Linked DNA regions of Homo sapiens: region 2 is linked to region 1. The links are chromatin loops, found by intact Hi-C in ENCODE. Cell type or tissue: CD14-positive monocyte. All regions are shown on one strand. Links, peaks and the distances in the headings refer to the core of each region. The heading gives the core; the rest is flanking DNA.

Region 1 (17,924 bases), core at 1-4,000:
GCACATGTACCCTAAAACTTAAAGTATAATAAAAAAAAAAAAATTAGCCATGGTGGTGCACACCTGTAATCCCAGCCGGGCATGGTGGTGCACACCTATAATCCCAGCTACTTGAGAATTGCTTGAACCCAGAGGCAGAGGTTGCAGTAAGCTGAGATCATGCCACTACACTCCAGCCTGGGCGACAGAGCAAGACTCCATCTCAAAAAAACAAACAAACAAAAATAAAAAACAGAGAGTGACAGAGTCAGAAAAACAGTAACTATGTATTTTAAGAAAGAGAAGACTGTGGCTCACTACATTTTCTCTTCTTTCCAAGGAAGTTTCCATAACTAGTGAAAAAAATTATCAGGGACACTAAAGTACCAAGGTTCCTTTGTTAATTTCACAGGGTCACCAAATTGTGAAGTCTCAGAAAGCATTCATTTTCTTTTTTTTTTTTTTTTTTTTTTTGGAGACAGTTTTTCTCTGTCACCCAGGCTGGAGTACAATGGCACAATCTTGGCTCACTGCAACCTCCACCTGCCTCCCAGGTTCAAACAATTCTCCTGCCTCAGCCTCCCAAGTAGCAGGGACTACAGGCTCACGCCCTGTGTCTGGCTATTTTTTGTATTTTTGTAGAGATGGGTTTTTGCCATGTTGGCCAAGCTGGTCTCAAACTCCTGACTTCAAGTGATCCAACCACCTTGGGCTCCCAAAGTGCTGGGATTACAGGTGTAAGCCACCGCGCCTGGCCAGAAAGCCTTCATTTTCTAAAGCTGCTATTGCTATCCCTATCCCATTATTTAAAATGTTCAGCAGAGGAGACAGGCAGACCTTGAAGCACAGTGTTTCCTAAGTATTGCCTTAGCATGTTGAATTCTTTGAAACATCTTATTTCATAGACGAATATTAACAATACCAAATGATCCGAGCAAGAAATTCTGATACAGAGTTAAGCCAGAAATCAACTCCTTTCTGACAACAGAGATGACTGGAAGAATAAAAGTATACGCAAGAACAAGATGGTTGGATAACACTCACCTCTTCCACAAAAGACCAGTACTTGCAGTTACTGCAGATGCTCCCAGGAAAGCCACCATCATTAGTCTTCGCCGGATCTGGATGGGCTGTGATCCTCCATGGTACCATCGAGAACCCACAGCCAGTTCTGCCAAAGCAGAAAGTGAGTTCAGACGAAACATCCTGTGGACAATAAGTAGAAATGTCACTCTTAGCTAGTGGTAGTTATGATGATGATGATGATGATCCTACCAACATTTCTAATAAACACTAAAGTAATTGCTCTATGACAGGCACTATTCTAAACAATTTGCTTATATTATCCCATTTAATCCTCAGAATAATCTTATGAGCAAAGTACTACTTATAAAACTGATATATTAGTCAAAGTACAATTAGAAGACAGAAACCACATGATAATTTGAGTATGAAACTTTTAATATAAAACATTATTAAGGCCAGGTATGTGGCTCATGCCTGTAATCTTAGCACTTTGGGAGGCCAAAGAGAGAGGATCATTTGAGCCCAGGAGTTGAAGAACGGCCTGGACAACATAGTAGGACCCCATCTCTACCAAAAAAAATCAGCCAAGCATGGTGACATGCACTTGTAGTCCCAGCTATTCAGGGGGCTGAGGTGAGAGCACTACTTAAGCCCAGGATGTTGAGGTGACAGTGAGCTATGATCAACAGAGCAAGATGCTGTCTCAAAAAAATGAATAAAATAAATAAAAAATAAAAAATTATTAGTTACAACAGGAAATTTACTACTCAGAAGTTAAAGAAATAGCAGATATAGGGAGCAGTTACTATTCTAGATCTGACACAGAGCACCAAGAAAAGACCAGTCTATAAAAGGTCTACTCTCACTCACAGGGCAGAGATCAGACTGTGTGGAGAGGGCACAGCTATGTATGTCAGAGAAACTTACTAAGGTGCCATGCCAGCAAAATGCACTAGAAAGCCACTCTCTGTGATGCCAGAACAAGTCATCTACTGGACAACTCATGCCAGCGGAATTTGTTGGGAAGCTGACCTTCGCGATGCCAGGGGAAGCCACCCATGGGGAGGCAGTTTCACTAGGAAATTGCATATGAGAGTTGCTGCTAAAACTCCTTAGGAGCTGGGTGCCATTGAGTGTCCCACTAGTTCCTGCATGCTATAGAAGCAAGCCACAAAGGGCACACTAGACTCAGCAAGAAACACCCCTCCTCCAGGGTCCTTCTAGTCTCTCTACTGACAAAGTTTAACAGTAACTGGCAAGGGAAAAACTTCCAGTATCACAAACGGGACAATGAAAGATGTGTTTAGAGCTGAAATGAAAAAAGATAACTGGTACCCATATTTTACAGATCTAAAATATAACTTGCTCAAGAGTACAAAGGTAGGAAGTGATAGATCTAGAATTTGAACCTAGGGAGGACTAATTCCATACTTCAATGTCTCGGAGTTAGGTAGGGAGACTTCAACCTAGGAGGGGAGACTTTGCTGCCCCCTACCTTATAATGCTGACACTGCTTTGAAGTTTTTATTAAATATTTTTCACACCCAGGTCCTTGGAAGCCCTCCTCCCTACCAGATTCTCTATAGTTCAAACTTCACTTAAAAAAAAATTCTTTTAATGTTTTGTTTTAAATCTGAAACATCTGTATTAGTGCATATTACTGTTCAATAAATACTTACTCTTCCATCCCCCATCCCTTAGGCAAAATTACTTTTCTACTTTTTTCTTCCCCTTCTGCATATGAATGCCAGGTCATAAATTTCCTTCTCTTTAAGTTTTTGGCGTATGTCTTGCCATATGTCTTGCTCTAACCAATGGAATGTGGACCAGTTCCATGAAGTGCTTTTAGGAGGTGCTGCTGTTAGTTTTCTTGTGTTCCTGCACTCCATCGAGGGAAGACCATGTCCCAAAGAGACACTGATCCTTCAAACTGGCATCCATAATGAACAGACTTCAGCCTGGAATAAACCACTGTCAAGCCCAGCTGAGCCAGCTGAGCACAGCTGACCTGTAGAATGCTGGTGAGAAATAAATGTGTGTAACTGTAAGCTGCAAAGATTTGGGTGTTGTTTGTTGCCCCATCAATAGCCAACTAATTCAGCATCCAAGATAATTACTGGGAAGTTCTTATTCTTTTTTTTTTTTTTTTTTTTTTTGAGACTGAGTCTTGCCCTATCACCCAGGCTGGAGTACAGTGGCGCAATCTCGGCTCACTGCAACCTCCACCTCCCGGGTTCAAGCGATTCTCCTGTCTCAGCCTCCTGGGTAGCTGGGATTACAGGCACACGACAACCACACCTGGCTAATTTTTGTTTTTTTAGTAGAGACAGGGTTTCACCATGTTGGCAAGGCTGGTCTCGAACTCTTGACCTCAAGTGATCCATCCGCCTCGGCCTCCCAAAGTGCCGGGATTACAGGCATGAGCCACCGCGCCTGGCTGGGAAGTTCTTATTCAACAAAAATTTATTAAATTCATACTGTATATACATCCCTATGTGAGACCCAGAAAGCCAAAAACTATCTACATTCTAATTAAACAAGATAAATACAAAACACTTTTAAAACAATACATTTCTAAAATCATATATATGCATATATATATATATATATATATATATATATATTTTTTTTTTTTTTTGAGATGGCGTCTCACTCTGTTGCCCAAGCTGGAGTGTGGTGGCATGATCTCAGTTCACTGCAACCTCTGCCTCTCGGATTCAAGCAATTCTCCTGTCTCAGCCTCTTGAGTAGCTGGGACTACAGGCACATACCATGATGCCTGGCTAATTTTTGCATTTTTAATAGAGATGGGGTTTCATCATGTTGGTCAGGCTGGTCCCAAACTCCTGACCTCAGGTGATCTACCTGCCTCGGCTTCCCAAAGTGCTGAGATTACAGGCGTGAGCCACCACACCCGGCCTAAAATTATATCTTGAAGTATAGAAATATTATGATAGAAATGACAGAAAACTACAAATAAAAAAGATAAAGTTGAGACTGGGTTAGTCAGCAAAAGCTTTTGTTTAGTCTTAAGCCTCAGAATGGTGTAAAATTTTGATTAAGTCAGAGAAATGTTGAGACACCCCCAAAACCATAGGATCATTTCGGGCACCTCCATCCAGAGAATTAATGTAAATGATTTTTTTCCCTCTAGATTATGACCTTCAGGGCTCAGTATAGTACCTCACTGTTTTAATGCACCAGATGGGCTGATGGAAGAAGAGGCATTTCTTTACAGTCCCACTTTTTTGTAGAGGTAATTCATTCAAATTATACAAAGAATCCATGCCCCCTTTGATTTTTCTCAAAGCACAGTTCACTGATTCCTAAATTTTTGTGTGTGTGTTTTGAGATGGAGTCTTGCTCTGTCGCCAAGGCTGGAGTACAGTGGCATGATCTTGGCTCACTGCAACCTCTACCTCCTGGGTTCAACCAATTCTCCTGCGTCAGCCTCCCAAGTTGCTGGGATTACAGAAGTGTGCTACCATGCCCAGCTAATTTTATATTTTTAGTAAAGACGGGGTCTTACCATATTGGCCAGGCTGGTCTCGAACTCCTGACCTCAAGTGATCTGCCCGCCTTGGCCTCCCAAAGTGCTGGGATTACAGGTGTGAGCCACCATGCCCAGCCCACTGATTCCTAATTTAAACTACTTTGCACTTTGTACATATCTTCCTATGGCATACGTAATTTTTTCTCCCCTTGCCTCAAGGCCCAAATTATTTTTTTTTTCAAGTTGTAAACACATAGTCTAGCACAGGACTTGTTACATTATTAGTGCTTAAAATACTTAACCATTTTACTTTCACATGTCTGTGTACAAACTATACAGGTACTTGCTCCTAACATTTAAGTATACTCTAAGTTCCTAATTTACTTAGAAAACTGTCTTCTATTATTTGGATTCAAGTCAGGTTAGACTACTTAGGCATCTCCTAAAATCAATGAGCTGGTTACTATTAACTCTTCCCTGGGACCTATACCTATAATCTCTTATGTAAACTTTGCTCCTAGCTCCCTTCATCCAATCTAGGTCCAATTTTGAAATTGGACCTAAATCTTGCCCTCATATAGACAAAATGGAAAAACTGTTAATCTTTTCTCCTATTTTCCATGACCTAAGCTTTAATAACACAATTCTTATATCCTTCCCCAATCCCAGAAATCATCTCATTTTATTGCACATACTCTAGCAAAATCCAGCACCCAGGAGGCTGTCCATTATATTTTCTTCCTGTCTGGCAACTTCTGATTTTTTTTTTTTTGGTTCATTTCAAAATTAACATTTCTCAAATCCACATGTACACTCACATAAATAGCACTGCTCTTCGCTACAGCAAAAATGAGCACTAAACTAAAACATGCATATCTGGAGGAAACATTATTCATCACTGACAACAGAAAGAACAGACACTTGGAAGTTTTCAATGTTTAAAATAAATAACAGCCAATTCAAAAGTTGGAACAGGATGAGTGCAGTGGCTCACACCTGTAATCCCAGCACTTTGGGAGGCCACGGCGGGCAAATCACTTGAGGTCAGGAGTTCGAGACCAGCCTGGCCAACATGGTGAAACCCTGTCTCTACTAAAAATACAAAAATTAGCTGGGCCTGGTGGCAGGCGCCTGTTATTCCAGCTATTCAGGAGGCTGAGGGAAAAGAATCACTTGAACCGAGGAGGCGGAGGTTGTAGTGAGCCGAGATTGTACCACTGCACTCCAGCTTGGTTGACAGAGTAAGACCCTACCTCAAAAAGCCAAAAGTTCTAACAGGCAAGGGGTATATAAGCCTGGAAGATAAATTTACAACATCTGATCAGATGTAGAGAACAGCTAGACATATGATCAACTAAGTAAGCCACAATCACTTGAGAAGGACCTTTGAATGCCAGACCAAGAATTTAGAGCATATGTAAAATAGGAAGCCACTCAAGTTCTTTAATAGGAAGAGATCATGGTAAAAACGGGTTAAAGCATTATCAGTCTATCTATTAGCAGTGCATGGAATAAACTGCAAAGAAGCAAAGGCAGAGAGAGCTGACAGGAAAGTGATGAGTACAGCCAGAAGGCATTAATAACCTAGGTATTGGGTGATGAGTGCCTAGATTATAAGTGTAGAAATAAAAAACAGAATCAAACAAAAAATTTCCAAAGAAAAACAAAATGTAGTTGGGCATGGTGGCACACGTCAGCTACTTAAAGAGGCTGAGGTGGGAGGATAGCTTGAGCCCAGGAGTTTAAGTCCAACATGGGCAACATGGTAAAACCCCACCTCTAAAAAAAAAATAATGATAAAGACATTGGTATCAAACACATATTAATATCTAATTGCACAGGAGATATGGAAGATAAAAAGGAGAAATAAATTAAAACAATAACAACAACACTAGGTACTATGGTAAAAAAAAAAAAACAAACACTAAGTAGTATGGCAGAAATCCAATGATCCAAGATCTGGTCTCAACTGTACTACTCAACAGCTAGCTGTATATACTAAAGAAGCTCATCCCTCCTCCTTGGGAAAAAAGCTCACTCACTGGTAAAATGAAAGAATTGCGTAGGTGAGCTTAGGGTTCCTTTTATCTCTTTAGCACTCTCATATCTTTGGTAGAAAACACTATAACAAAATTTAATTAATTTCATTTAGGAGAAAAGACTAAGATCATATAAAGTATTCAAGATTTATTAGTTTGGGCAATCCATTTCTATATGCTATGGCTCTAGGGGATTTCAAACTTTGAAAGTTCTGAGTTTTACCAACTCAGACCCAGATAAGTTATGTGATTTCCTCATAGCTAATTAGTACAAAAACCTATAACAGATCCTTGCATTTTTGACTCCCAAATAAACTTAATGAGAAAAACCTGTTTAATAACTGTTCTCAGCAGAAAAAATATAACAGCCACACTCTAAAAGTAGATCAAATGCCCAACTACAGAAAAATAAATGATGCTATAATAACATAATGGAATGGAATGTAAATATTAAAAATGATAATAATAAAATATTATTAAAATATTACTTCACAAACCAACAGAAAGTTGGGTAAAGATATAAAAAGACAGTTGGAAAAGAAAAATGGCTCCGAAAACTGTGAAAAGATACTTAATCTCACTCATAATAAAATAATGCAAATTAAACCTATACTCAGATACTTTTCACCCATCAAACGGGCAAAAATCAAAAAGTTTGAAAACACATTTGTTGACAATGTTGCAGAATGGCACTACTGATGAACATGCAAATCTGTACAATTTATGGTGGGCAATTTGGTAATTTGCATTAAAATTACTCATATAATCTGCATATACTGGCCTAGAAATTCCACTTCTAATAATATACCCTACTGATGTACTTGCACACTTGTGAAATTATGCACATGTATATGGTGCATAATTATTATATCATAGTTTATAATAGCAAAACACTAAGAACTACCCCAATGTTCACCAAGAGAGATTGGTTAAAGTATGATAAATCTATATAAAGCAATACCACATAGCAATAAAGAGAATGAGAAAACTTTATGTAAAAACATGAAAAAAGTTCATAGTGTTATCTTTTTAAAAGCAATAGGCCAGCCGCAGTAGCTCATGCCTGTAATCCCAGCAGTTTGGAAGGCCAATATGGGAGGGTCACTTGAGTCCAGGAGTTTGAGACCAGCCTGGGAAACATAATGAGACCCCCATCACTACAAAAAAAAAAAAAAAAAAAAAAAAAAAACTAAGGCAACATATGGAATACCACATACAGTATGCCACCTTTCATATAAAAAAGGAGAAAATAAGAACGCATATGTACTTATTAAGTAACAACACACTCACAAAAAGTAATAGTAGTGGTGCTGGTGGGAGTTGGAAATAAGATAACATACAGAGAGATTTTTATGATATGCTATTTCATTTGAAACAAAATTTATGTATTTATCCATGCAAACAAATGTACAGTATTTCATATTAGCATTTTCATTTAAGTTTAAAGGAAGAATATAAGGTAATATGCACATGCCAATTAAACTTTGTAAAATATATAATCACATGGTTAATTTTTTATTTATAAATAAAATTTAAATTAGGCAAATAAAATTTAATGCTCCCCTAGGGATTTTATTTAAACTTTTTCATTTAAGTAAAAATAAAGGCAGGCCCAGAAGGCAGTTGTTGCATTCCCCTCAGCCAGGAACTGTCACTTACCAGCCCCACCACTGAGCTCAGGCCCAATAATGTCTCAACAATCAAGGCACATTATGGCAAGCTTCCCTAGTGAGATAAACTTTATGTAAATCAAGCTCATATCCTTTTATTTTGAGTACTGGCACATTCTTACACAAATTAGCAAACTATTACAATTCCAGACCATATCCTTATCCTGACTTAAAATTTCTGCTTGCCTTTTTATATTTGATTTACCCCCTTATATTTCTGACCCCTGACAACTGCACATTTAGAGAATGACTACTTGGCTCTTCCAATCCTTGCACTGGCCTAAATAAACCTCTCCTGTACTATTAACCAACTATTACCCGACACTGTTGTTGAAAGCAGCACCTGCTAACTCTGTGGCCAAGAAACATATCTGAGATCTACCCAGATCTGGCCACCAATTAAAGTGAGAACTCAGTTAAATAAAATGTCAGCCGGGCGTGGTGGCTCACGCCTGTAATCTCAAGTACTTTGGGAGGCTGAGGTAGGTGGATCACCTGAATTCAGGAGTTCAAGACCAGCCTGACCAACATGGTGAAATCCCATCTCTCCTAAAAATACAAACATGGTAGCACATGCCTGTAATCCCAGCTACTCGGGAGGCTGAGGCAGGAGAATCGCTTGAACCCAGGAGGTGGAGGTTGCAGTGAGCTGAGATTGCACCATTGCACTCCAGCCTGGGCAGCAAGAGTGAAACTCCATCTCAAAAAAATAAAATAAAATAAAAAATAAAGATGGGGAAATAATGAGATAATAATGATAATAATGATTTATTGGACATTATGCAGGTTTTTGTGTGGCACAAGCAAGAAGAGTATGTCAGTCTAAAAAAAAGATACTAAGGAAAATTATCCCCAAATATGTTGAATTTATTCGGGAATGAGAAATGAGAATTATAATCTAGAATGCATGGGATGGCAAGTCACCAGCGTATCCAGTGAGGAAAGGATAAAGGGAAGCTTTATTAGGAAACAGGCAGAGATTCACTTAAGCTGCTTAGAAACAGAGTTCACTTGTTCCAGAGGCCCAAAGCCATTGCTGTTGTTAGTTCACTGGTGGAGATGCCATTACTGGGCAAGTGTTCTTTTGAGAGCACTGGACAAGTGCGCTCAAAAAAAGGACTAGGTTTATTACTAGTTGTAAAGAATGTCTAGTAATAAACCTTCTCAAAATAGGAGATGCCCGGATGATGTCAAAGAGTTTCTTGTGGGATTTTTAGAAAGTTCCTGAAAATGGTTCTGTCTTTTCTCTCTCTCTCAATTTTTACGGAGATGGGGTCTTGCTGTATTGCTAAGGCTAGTTTTGAACTCCTTGTCTCAAGCAATCATCCTGCCTCAGCATTCCAAGTCCATGGGATTACAGGTGTGAGCCACCATGCCCAACTTTTTGGAAACACTCATCTCACACATGTAAGCAGCAGTCTCCTCTGTCTGTGGCCTTCCTGGCCCTATTTTGTTTGGATCTAACAAAAGTGATTCATCCTAATATCTGTAACTTTCACAAATATTTGTATTTTTTTACATTTTTAATAGCTTTAATTGTACAAATAATATAAAAATAAATTTTCATTGTCTAAAATGTTACACAGAAGCACAAAAAAAGAGTAAGTCTTCTTCAAATAAAGGCATACCTCATTCTATTGTGCCTCACTTTATGATACACTTCATGGAGATTGCATTTTTCACAAATTGAAGGTTTGTGGCAACCCTGTTTCAAACAAGTCCATTGGTGCCATTTTCCCAACAGCATACACATACTTTGTGTTTCTGTGTCACATCTTGGTAATTCTTGCAATATTTCCAACTTTTTCATTATTACTGTATTTGTTATCATGATCTAGGATCAGTGACCTTTGGTGTTACTATTTTAATTGTTCTGAGGCACCAAAAACCATGCCCAAAGATGGCAAACGTAATTGGTAACTGTTGTGTGTGTTCTGCTTCACTCACCCGTCATTTCCCCGTCTCTCTCCCTTTCCTCAAGCCTTCCCATTCCCTGAGACACAGTAATATTAAAATTAGACCAGTTAACAACCAACCTTACAAGGGCCTCTAAATGAACGTTCAAGTGAAAGGACAAATTTCACACATCTCACTTTCAATCAAAAGCTAGAAGTGGGCCGGGCGCGGTGGCTCACGCCTGTAATCCCAGCACTTTGGGAGGCTGAGGCGGGTGGATCACCTGAAGTCAGGAGTTCGAGATCAGCCTGACCAACATGGCAAAACCCCATCTCTACTAAAAATACAAAAATTAGCTGGGCATGGTGGTGGGAGCCTGTAATCCCAGCTATTCGGGAGGCTGAAACAGTAGAATCTCTTGAACTTGGGAGGCAGAGGTTGCAGTGAGCTGAGATCGTGCCACTGCACTCCAGCCTGGGCAACACAAGTCAAACTCCGTCTCAAAAAAACACCAAAAAAAAAAAAAAAAAAAAAAAGCTAGGAATGATTAAGCTTATGAGGAAGGCATGTCAAAAGCCAAAGGCCAAGATAGGCCAAAAGTTAGCCAAGCTGCAAATGCAGAGGAAAAGTTCTTGAAAAAAATTAAAAGTGCTACTCCAATGAACATAAGAATAAAAGAGTGAATCAGGCTTACTGCTGATGTGAGGCAGATTTTAGTGGTCTAGACAGAAGATCAAATCAGCCACAACATTCCCTTAAGCCAAGGCCTAATCCAGAGAAAGACCTTAACTCTCTTCAATTATATGAAAGCTGAGCAGTGAGGAAGCTGCAGAAGAAAAGTTTGAAGCTAGCACAGGTTTATGAGGTATAAGGAAAGAAGTTGTCCTCATAACATAAAAGGTGCAAGGTGAAGCAGCAAGTTATCCAGATCTAGCTAAGATCATTTGATGAAGGTGGCTACACTAAACAAGAGATTTTCAGTGTAGACAAAACAGCCTTACTAGGAAGAAGATGCCATCTAGGACTTTCACAGCTAGAGAGAAGTCAATGCCTGACTTCAAAGCTTCAAAGGACAGGCTGACTCTCTTGTTAGGGGCTAATGTACCTAGTGACTTTAAGTTGAAGGCAACGCTCATTCATCATTCTGAAAATCCTTAGGATCCATAAGAATTATGCTATATCTCACAATTTGCAATTGCAAAAAAAATATGGAACTGACCTAAATGCCCATCAACCAACAAGTGGATAAAGAAAATGTGGTGTATATACACCATGGAATATTACTTAGCCATAAAACAAAATGAAATAATGGCTTTTGCAGCAACTTGGATGGAGCTGGAGGCCATTCTTCTAAGTGAAGTATCTCTGGAATGGAAAACCAAATATTCTATGTTCTCACTAATAAGTGGGAGCTAAGCTATGAGGGCACAAAGGCATAATAATGATATAATGGACTCTGGGGGCTCTGGGGGGACAGGTGGGAGGGCAGTGAGGGATAAAAGACTACATATTGAAGCCTGGGCATGGTGGCTCATGTCTGTAATCCCAGCACTTTGGGAGGCCGAGGCAGGCAGATCACCTGAGGTCAGAAGTTCGAGACCAGCCTGACCAACATGGAGAAACTCCGTCTCTACTAAAAATACAAAATTAGCCAGGCATGGTGGCACATGCCTGTAATCCCAGCTACTCGGAAGGCTGAGGCAGGAGAATTGCTTGAACCCGGGAGGCGGAGGTTGTGATGAGCTGAGATTGCATCACTGCACTCCAGCCTGGGTGACAAGAGCTAAACTCCGTCTCAAAAAAAAAAAAAAAAAGTATACAGCCATACCACCCTGAAAGCACCCAATCTCATCTGATCAGTAGAAGAAGTCATTGCATATGCGGAGGAAACAGCAAGAGAACTAGAATTAGAAGTGGAGCCTGAATAGCACACTGGAATTCTAATTCAAAAGTTGCAAGTTTCAGTCCTGCTAGCGTCAAAAAAATTGTTTTTGTAAATTTCAATTAAAAAAATTTTTTTTAAAGTAAAGCCTGAAAATGTGACTGGATTGCTATGATCTCATGGCAAAACTTGAATGGATGAAGAGTTCATCCATGTTCATACAGCAGCCATCAACATGGATGAACTTTGTTCTTCTGGATGAACAAATAAAGCGGTTTCTTGAGATGAAACCTACTCCCAGTGAAGATGCTGTGAACATTGCTGAAATGACCATAAAGGATTTACAATATTCCATAAACTTTGTTGATAAGGCAGCAGCAGGGTTTGGGAGAACTGACTCAAGTTTTGAAAAAATTTTGAAAGAAATTACCTGGGTAAAACACTATCAATCGGCGTCCTATGTTACAGAGAAATCTTTTGTGAAAGAAAAAGTCTATTGATGCTGCAAACGTCATTGTTGTCTTTTTTTAAGAAATTGCCACAGCCACCCCAGTCTTCAGCAACCACTACACCTGATTAGCCATCAACATGGAGGCAAGACCCTCTATCAGCAAAAGGACTGTCACTTGCTAAAGGCTCAGATGATTGTTACCATTTTTTAGCAATAAAGATTTTTTTTTTGAGATGGAGTCTCACTCTATCACCCAAGTTGGAGTGCAGTGGCATGATCTTGGCTCACAGCAAACTCTGCCTCTGGGGTTCAAGTGATTCTGCTGCCTCAGCCTCCAGAGTAGCAGGGATTACAGGCATGTGCCACCATGCCTGGCTTTTTTTTTTTTTTTGTATTTTTAGTAGAGGTGGGGTTTCACCATGTTGGCCAGGCGGGCCTCGAATTCCTGACCTCAGTTGATCTGCCTGCCTCAGCTTCCCAAAGTACTGAGATTACAGGTGTGAGCCACCATGCCTGGCCCAATAAAGTATTTTTAATTAAGGCATGTACACATTTTTTTTGCTGTTGTTGTTGTTGTTTTGAGACAGAGTCTCGCTTTGTCACCCAGGCTGGAGTACAGTGGTGCAATCTTGGCTCACTACAGCCTCCACCTCCCAGGTTCAAGCGACTCTCCTGCCTCAGTCTCCCGAGTAGCTGGGACTACAGGCACCTGCCACCACACCCGGCTAATTTTTGCATTTTTAGTGGGACGGGGTTTCACCATATTGGCCAGGCTGGTCTTGAACTCCTGACCTTGTGATCCATCCGCCTTGGCCTCCCAAAGTGCTGGGATTACAGGTGTGAGTCACCGCGCCCAGCCTGTTTTTTAGATATAATGTTACTGCACACTTCATAGACTACACTATAGTATAAACATAACTTTTATATGCACTGGGAAACCAAAAAATTCATATGACTTGCTATTTTGCGACATTAGCTTTATGGCAGTGGTCTGGAACCAAACCTGCCATGAGGCACACCTATACCTAAAATACCATCACTCTCCCTAGAAGTAACCTCAGAAAGCAGTTTAGTAAACATCTTTCCTGAAATTTTTCTATGTATTTACATATAAATAATATTGTACATTGTCTTAGTCTGTTCTGGCTGCTGTGACAATACACCTTATACTGGGTAATTCATAAACAACAAAAAATTATTGCTTATAGTTCTGGAGGCCGGGGAGTCCAAGATCAAGGCACCAGCAGATTCTGTGTCTAGTAAGGGCCTGTTCCGCATAGACACAGGCTTCTCATGGCTTCCTCACTTGGTGGGAGAGGTAAGGCAGCGCCCTTTGACCTCTTAAAGAGCACTAATCTCCTTCAATACCAACATTACAATTTACCCTTTCCACCAGTGTATCAGTGAACTCCTGTTCCTGTATTAGATACAAGTTAAGCAACCCTAATCCACAAATCTGAAATGCCCTAAAATCCAAAACTTTTTGAGTGCTGCCATGGTGTTACAAGCAGAAAATTTCATACCTGACACATTTTTTTCATTTTATTAATAGTATGTTTTTTTTTACCATTAAGTACATATGTGTGAATAGGCATAAGATGATTGCTAATTGGTAGCATATAAATTCAGAGTCAGCAACAATGGTTATGCCAAACAACCACAGAATGTCCACATAGGTGGATGCAATCTCATGATAACAAGGTGACACCTATGCTTCTGATGGCTCAGTGTATATAAACTTTGTCTCATGCAAAAAAATTATTAAAAATATGGTATAAAATTACCTGCAGGCTATATGTATAAGGTGCATATGAAACATAAATGAATTTTGTGTTTAGACTTGGGTCCTATCCCCAAGACATCTCATTATGTATATCCAAATATTCAAAAATCAAAAAAAAAAAAATCTAAATGTTTCTGGTCCCAAGCATTTCAAATAAAAGATAATCAACCTGTGTCATCAATCTTTTTCATTTATATGACAGATTTAAAAAATGCCATCTAAATTAATTTGTATATTTGCTTTAGTAAGAGAATTTTATAATCTTTATTTTTCAAGAGTTTATCACTGTTGTTGTGAGAGCTACTGGAATATTAAGTTATATTTATTTTACTTAATTCCAGTCTATTCCCAGCCCTGAGGCATCATCTTTTCTTCATTGTAAAAAGTGGGACATTGTTTTCAATGTAAAATAATATGTCTAGGTATGATGTAATTAATACCCACTATTCCATCCAATGTTATTTTTTAGTGGAATGTTATTTTTATTAAACAACCCCACCCCACTCTACTCACCCAAAAAAGGTTAAAACATTCTCAACTTAAACCATTTCAATACTTTTCCAATTCAATCTCAGCTGTACCACTACTGACTGGAAAGATTTTCATCCAAGCTTTTGCTGATTTATTTATTTATTTAATTAATTAATTTATTTATTTATTTATTTTGAGACAGAGTCTCACATTGTCACCCAGGCTGGAGTGCAAAGGCACGATCTTGGCTCACCACAACCTCCACCTCCTGGGTTCAAGTGATTCTCCTGCCTCAGCCTCCTGAGTAGCTGGGACTACAGGCATGCGCCACCACACCTGGCTAACTTTCGTATTTTTTGTAGAGATGGGGTTTCACCATGTTGGCCAGGTTGGTCTTGAACTCCTGACCTCAGGTGATCCACCCACCTCAGCCTCCCAAAGTGCTGGGATTACAGGCGTGAACCACTGTGCCCGGCCAAGCTTTTGCTTTCTAATGGCTGATTATACTTTCAAAATACTTGAATAAATTATCCATTCATTTCCCTATGGAAAACAATGATTTAATCTAAACAGCAACAAGGTTCTCAAAAATATTCCAGAAGTTTCATCTTCACAAATTACTGGAAAACATAATTATTATTCTGCCACATTTACCTTTGAAAACAGAAAAAAAAAGACAACAGAAAATCTGAATGAATTATAATAGCAAACAAGATGCCAAACTCCACACTAAAAATTACAGTATGCCCAATTCAACTGAGGAGTAGTGACATAATTACCTTAGTGCTCCACAACACAGATGGATGCACTTTTTCTTAATCTATTTTATTAAAACTGCAACCTAGAACAACTTATTAAATACACACTAGGCAATAGTGCAAACATAAACAAATGCATTTATTTCACTGATACGTGCAATGCTGCTTTTTTGCAAAGGGCGTATATTATCACAAAACATTTGCCATCTATGATAACAATAGCTGCCATGAACCTAGGAGAAAAGTGAAAAAAGTTAGCATCTGTTATGCCTGTATTTAAGACTTAATGAGGCCAGGCACAATGGCTCACACCTGTAATCCCAGCACTTTGAAAGACCAAGGCAGGCGATCACTTGAGGTCAGAAGTTTGAGACCAGTCTGGCCAACATGGTGAAACCCTGTCTCTACTGAAGTACAAAAATTAGCTGGGCATGGTGGTGCCTGCCGGTAATCCCAGCTACTCAGGGGGCTGAGGCAGGAGAATCGCTTGAACTTGGAAGGTGGAGGTTGCAGTGAGCCGAGATCACACCACTGCACTCCAGCCTGGGTGACAGAGCAAGACTGTCAATTAATGCATTTGAAGTTACTACCAACAGAACTAACAAGAGTTACTGCTCAATTAAACTAGAGTAAATACAAAAAACTTAGCTTATCATTCTAGTTCTACTACCAGCCACCCATTGACCAGTAAAAGCCTTCTTCACTGAGACTATATTCTGGAAGATGCAGGGCACTGGTGCATCTTTTTATTTTGTCTTAGAAAAAGACTTTCTAAGTCCTTTTCCGGTTCTAAGAGTTCATTTCAGAAAAATAAAATATAAAGGTACTTTGTACATTTTGGAGAAACAAGGTCATCCTGAGTGTTTTTGTTTTTTGGTTTTTGTTTTTCAGATGGAGTTTTCACTCTTGTTACCCAGGCTGGAGAGCAATGGCGCGATCTCAGCTCACTGCAACCTCTGCCTCGCAGGTTCAAGTGATTCTCCTGCCTCAGCCTCCCTAGTAGCTGGGATTACAGGCATGTGCCACCACGCCTGGGTAATTTTGTACTTTCAGTAGAGATGGGATTTCACCATGTTGGTCAGGCTGGTCTTGAACTACTGACGTCAGATGACCCGCCTGCCTCAGCCTCCCAAAGTGCTGAGATTACAGGTGTGAGCCACCATGCCCAGCCCTGAGTGGTTTTTAATGAGACAGTATCCTATATTAGTCTCATTCATTTAAGCAAATCATAATCTAAAATGTCCAATTGTCATTATTTCATTCAGATCATTATTTATTGAGCAAAGTATTTTGCGAGGACACAGCAAGAGGCACAAAGATGAACAAGACATAGTCTTTGCCCACTAACACCTTATAATTTAGTAATGAAGATAAAACAACTATTCAAATAACCATAATGTGGCTGGGAGCAATGGCTCATGCCTGAAATCCCAGCATTTTGGGAGGCCAAGGTGGGTGAATTGCTTGAGCTCAAGCAATCTTGAACCTTGTCAGGTTCAAGACCAACCTGGACAATATGGCAAAATTTTGTCTCTACAAAAAATTTAGTTTTTTAAAATTAAATTTAAAAAAATTACTTGGGCATGGTGGCACAAGCCTGTATTCTCCACTAGTCAGGAGTCTGAGGTGGGAAGATCACTTGTGCCCAGGAGGTCAAAGCTACAGTGAGCGAGCCATGATCATGCCACTGCACACCAGCCTAGATGATAGAGCAAGACCTTGTCTCAAAAAAAAAAAAAAGAACCACTGGGCATTGTGGCACGTGCCTGTAGTCCCAGCTACTCAGGAAGCTGAGGCAGGAGGATCATCTGAGCCCAGGAGTTCTGGGCTATAGTGTGCTACATGACCATCGAGTGTCCACAATAAGTTCAATATCAATATGGTAACACCAACAGGTTGCCTAAGGAGGGGTGAACCAGGCCAGGTTAGAAACAGAGCAGGCCAAAACTCCCATGCTGACCAGTAGTGGGACTGGGCCTGTGAACAGCACTGCAGTCCATGCTGGGCAATGTAGCGAGACCCTGCCTGTTAACAAAAAAGAAAAAACAAAAATAGCCATAATACAAGGCAGAAAAAAAAAAAAGCAAGGGCTACAAGAACATATTAACAGGGATTCAATTACATTAGGTTGGGAAGTGGAAAGGGCTCAACATAGGCTTCAAGGAAGATTTACTTAGGGTAGGAAAGCGCTAACTATTCTTCACAAAATAGTTTGGCTGAATGCATTTTTTTTTTTTTTTTGAGACAGAGTCTTCCTCTGTTGCCCAGGCTGGAGTGCAGTGGTGCCATCTTACCTCACTGCAACTTCCGCCTCGCAGGTTCAAGCGATTCTCCTGCCTCAGTCTCCCAAGTAGCTGGGACTACAGCTGTGTACCACCACACCTGGCTAATTTTTGTATTTTTAGTAGAGATGGGGTTTCACCATGTTGGCCAGGCTGGTCTTGAACTCCTGACCTCAGGTGATCCCCCTGCCTTG
Region 2 (4,000 bases), core at 1-4,000, 56 kb before region 1:
AAGGAAAGAAAACTGGTTAACCAACTGAAAATACAAGTACCACACGAATCATCGTGAAGTCAGTTTGTATGATCTTCTCAATAAACTCATTCAAAATAGCCTCTACTAGATATTTACTTGTTCATAAGAAACAGTAGCTATGGACAGGTTAAAGTCCACAGGTGAATAACAATTACACAGTAGTAGGTTTTGATGGCGCTTCTACTTAGAAGAACTTTGCTGACTTCTTTTGCGGCTCACAGAAGGCATAGTCCTGCTTGATAGCATTTAGAGATTACTTCTTTGAGTTGACAACAAAAATGAGTATAGTCCAGTATGTTATTAAGGTTAGATCTCATACTACACTTGATCTTCTACCAAGAGACTGAACAGAAATTTCAGACAAAAAAAGCTACTGGATGAGAACTAGAACAGCAAAGCCCTCCACCAGGAAGTTAATATTTAAATTTCTCAAAATAAAAGAAAAAAATTTGCATTTTTTACGTTACCCAAGATACTGCAAAGGTAAACTATGTGAACAGGAAAAAATACACAAAATGAGAATAGGTCCCCAAAGGCTGACCATTACCAGCCATAACAATAAATGTGTATAGAAGCTAATATTTAATAATAATGATGTAATAAGCTTATGGGGAAATTGCTATAATTAAAATAAATAACATAGTGGAAGCCACAGGTTGAGAAACAGACAAAAGTCTAAGGATAGAGTGAAATGAGGAAGTTAAGCCAAAGAAGCAAACCTAACATTATTTTTCTAACAATCATCCGGGCCATGCTGATGCTGAGAAGGTAACATAAGGGCAAATCTAATTTTGTTGGTAACAAAATTTGAGTTTGACATAACTTCAAACTCACAGAAAAGTTGAAAGATTAGTATAAAGTACTATTATATATTTTTTACCAATTCACCAACAGTTTACATATTACACAATTTGCCTTGTATTTTTTCAACATGCCACTTTGAAAGTAAATTGGAGACATCATGCCACTTTATGCTTAAGTACCTCAGCATAGATTTCCTGGGAACAAAGACATTCTCTAATGGTCACAATCCCAAATGCCATAATCCCAAACGTTGAAATCCCCAAAGATCAAAATTTCTAAAGCCTAAAATCCCCAAAATGTAATTCTGATACATAATTTATAGCACAGTGTATATTTAATAAAACCAGGAAATTTAGTATTGATACACATACTATTATCTAATTCAGTCCTTTTTTATTTTTTTTTTGAGATGGAGTCTCGCTCTGTCACCCAGGCTGGAATGCAGTGGCGTGATCTCAGCTCACTGCAACCTCTGCCTCCCGGGTTCAAGCCTCAGCCTCCCGAGTAGCTGAGATTACAGATGCACACCACCACGCCCATCTAATTTTTGTATTTTTAGTAGAGACGGGTTTTGCCATGTTGGCCAGGCTGGTCTTGAACTCCTGGCCTCAGGTAATCCACCCACCTTGGCCTCCCAAAGTTCTGGGATTACAGATGTAAGCCACTGCGACCAGCCAAATCCAGTCCATTTTCAAATTTTAGCAAATTGTCCCAATAATTTCCTTTATAGCTATTTTCACCCTGATCAAGGATGTAATCCACAATCATAAACTGCATTTAGTTGTCATGTCTCTTTAGTCTCCATTAATAGGGAACAGCCTTTCTTTGTCCTTATTTTTTCCTGTAGAGGTTTATTGGTTTTGATTGTGATAAATTCACCATTTTTACCATTTAACCACACAGTACGTAGGCCTTTTAGGTTTGGCTTCTTTCACTGAACATAATGTTTTTTAGGTTCACCATGTTGTAGCATGAATCAATATTTAATTCCTTTTTATTGCCAAATGATATTCCACTGTATGGGATGCTGATCATAATCCCCCCAAAATACACACTGAACACCATAATCCCGAATGTTGAAATCCCCAAAGATCAAAATCCCTAAAGTCTAAAATCCTAATTTTGGAAAACATAAAAATTCTTTAAAAATATTTGCTTACATTTTTAAAGAAGATTTGAGAAACATAAGAATGAGACAGAACACTTTGAGCAGAAGAACCACTGTTCATAAAGAAATGGCTCAAAGGGGAAATGTATAAACGCCTATCACTATAGTTAGTAATCGTATGTGCCCCAGTTATAAAGGCAGTCATCTGAAATACCCTGAGAACAAACCTAAGTCTTTTCATGAGATAAGTTAAAAACCACAATGGGTCATTATTGCATACACAGTTGCCCAAAGAGCTGAGATCTTGAGAAATTTTATCTTTCACAAATGCAGTACAAAAAAGGTCATTTCTTCATTTATTGAGGAAGTTTCAACGTTTTAACATAAACGCACAATGCTTACACACAATAAATGCTGTGATAATACACTTTTCTGAAGTCGAATTTCTGATATCCAAAGCAGCAGCAGAAAAGTCTGCCCCAGCTCTCAGAGAGAACCATTTGCTGTCTCCAGATCCCTAGCTGATTGGGTGGTGCCCATCAACATTGAGGGCAGACCGTCCCCATCTAAATCCACTCAGATTCACACACTAGTCTCCTCACCCTAACACCCAAAATAATGCTTTACCAGGTTTCTAGGTATTCCTTAATCTAGTCAAGTTGACATTTAAAATTACTGATACCTAAAATGAAGTCCACAAGTTCATCCCTTATCAATCTGGCATCCATACACAGTTGTTTTTTGTTTTTTTTTTTTTTTTTTTTTTTGAGACGGAGTCTCGTTTTGTCGCCAGGCTGGAGTACAGTGGCACAATCTCTGCTTACTGCAATCTCTGCCTCCCAGGTTCAAGCAATTCCCCTGCCTCAGCCTCCCAAGTAGCGGGATTACAGGTGCCCGCCACCACGTCTGGCTAATTTTTTGTATTTTAGTAGAGATGGGTTTCACCATATTGGCCAGATGGTCTCGATCTCCTAATCTCATGATCTGCCCACCTTGGCCTCTCAAAGTGCTGGGATTACAGGCGTGAGCCACCATGCCTGGCCCCCATACACAGCTCCTTAAGCCATACTTAACTCCCAAATAAAGATAACAAGGTAAGGAATTTTGATTTTTTGGGATTGTATCTTTCCAGATTATGATCCAAACCCCACTGTATGTATATGCCACAGTTTATCTATTCATATGCTCAAAGACATTTAGGTTATTTCCACCTTTTGGTTATTCATGTATGAGTATCTGTTTGAGTACCTGTTGTCAATTCTTTTGGTATGTACTAAGGAGAGGAACTGCTGGGTCATATGGCAGCTCTATGTTTTTGGTTTTTGTTTTGTTTTGTTTTGTTTTGTTTTGTTTTGAGACAGTGTCTCACTCTGACACCCAGGCTGGAGTGCAGTGATATGATCTTGGATCACCGCAGCCTTGACCTCTGGGGCTCAGCTCAGGTGATCCTCCCATCTCAGCCTCCCCAGTAGCTGGGACTACAGGTACATGTCACCATGCTCGGGTAATTTTTGTATTTTTTGTAGAGATGGGGTTTTGCCATGTTGCCCAGGTTGGTCTTGAACTCCTGGAGTTAAGCAATCTGCGTGCCTCAGCCTCCAGAGTGCTGGGGTTACAGGCATGAGCCACCACACTCAGCTGGTTGTTTTTTGTTTAAGACAGGAGGAGGTTGCTCTGTCGCACAGGATGAAATGCAGTGGCACAATCATGGATCTGGGCTGCATCCTTGATCTCCTGGGCTTTAAGCAATCCTTCCACCTCAGCCTCCCAAAGTACTGCGATTACAGCACCATTTACATTCCCATAAGCAATGTAAGAGGATTCCACATTCTCCACACCCTCACCAATACTTCTTCCTCTTCTTCTTTAAAAAATTATAACCATCCTCATGGATATGACATGGTATCTCACTGTGATTTTGATTTACATTCCCCTAATACCTAATGATGCTCAGCATCTTTTCATGTGCTTTTTGACCATCTGTATATCTTCTTTGGAGAAATGTCTATCCAAATCCTTTGCTCATTTTTGAATTTGTTATTTCTCATTTGGCTGTTGAGTTCTAAT

The links. Peaks named below come from ENCODE experiments on the same cell type or tissue, not always from the same donor. Only the 100,000 strongest peaks of a DNase experiment are listed, where the experiment ranks them.
Region 2: a loop joins it to region 1, with 2.2 times the contacts of the local background. A loop is called at or near these places in 1 of 110 quality-filtered maps.

What each region holds. Positions count from the first base shown.
Region 1 is chr10:72,565,610-72,583,533 of GRCh38, forward strand. It overlaps MICU1 (mitochondrial calcium uptake 1), which reads right to left. Exons shown (of 12, transcript NM_001195518.2): 2 at 1,024-1,185. The coding sequence starts at 1,184. It also overlaps the pseudogene RN7SL840P. Among named protein-coding and RNA genes, the nearest start is that of MICU1, 52 kb to the right of the region's middle. In CD14-positive monocyte, for the core only: a CTCF peak has its summit at 2,488; no DNase peak of the experiment used is centred there; H3K27ac peaks cover 1,345 bases.
Region 2 is chr10:72,509,431-72,513,430 of GRCh38, forward strand. The region is part of intron 5 of MICU1 (mitochondrial calcium uptake 1); the gene reads right to left. Among named protein-coding and RNA genes, the nearest start is that of MICU1, 110 kb to the right of the region's middle. In CD14-positive monocyte, for the core only: no CTCF peak of the experiment used is centred there; DNase peaks (open chromatin) are centred at 701 and 2,201; H3K4me3 peaks cover 3,251 bases; H3K27ac peaks cover 4,000 bases.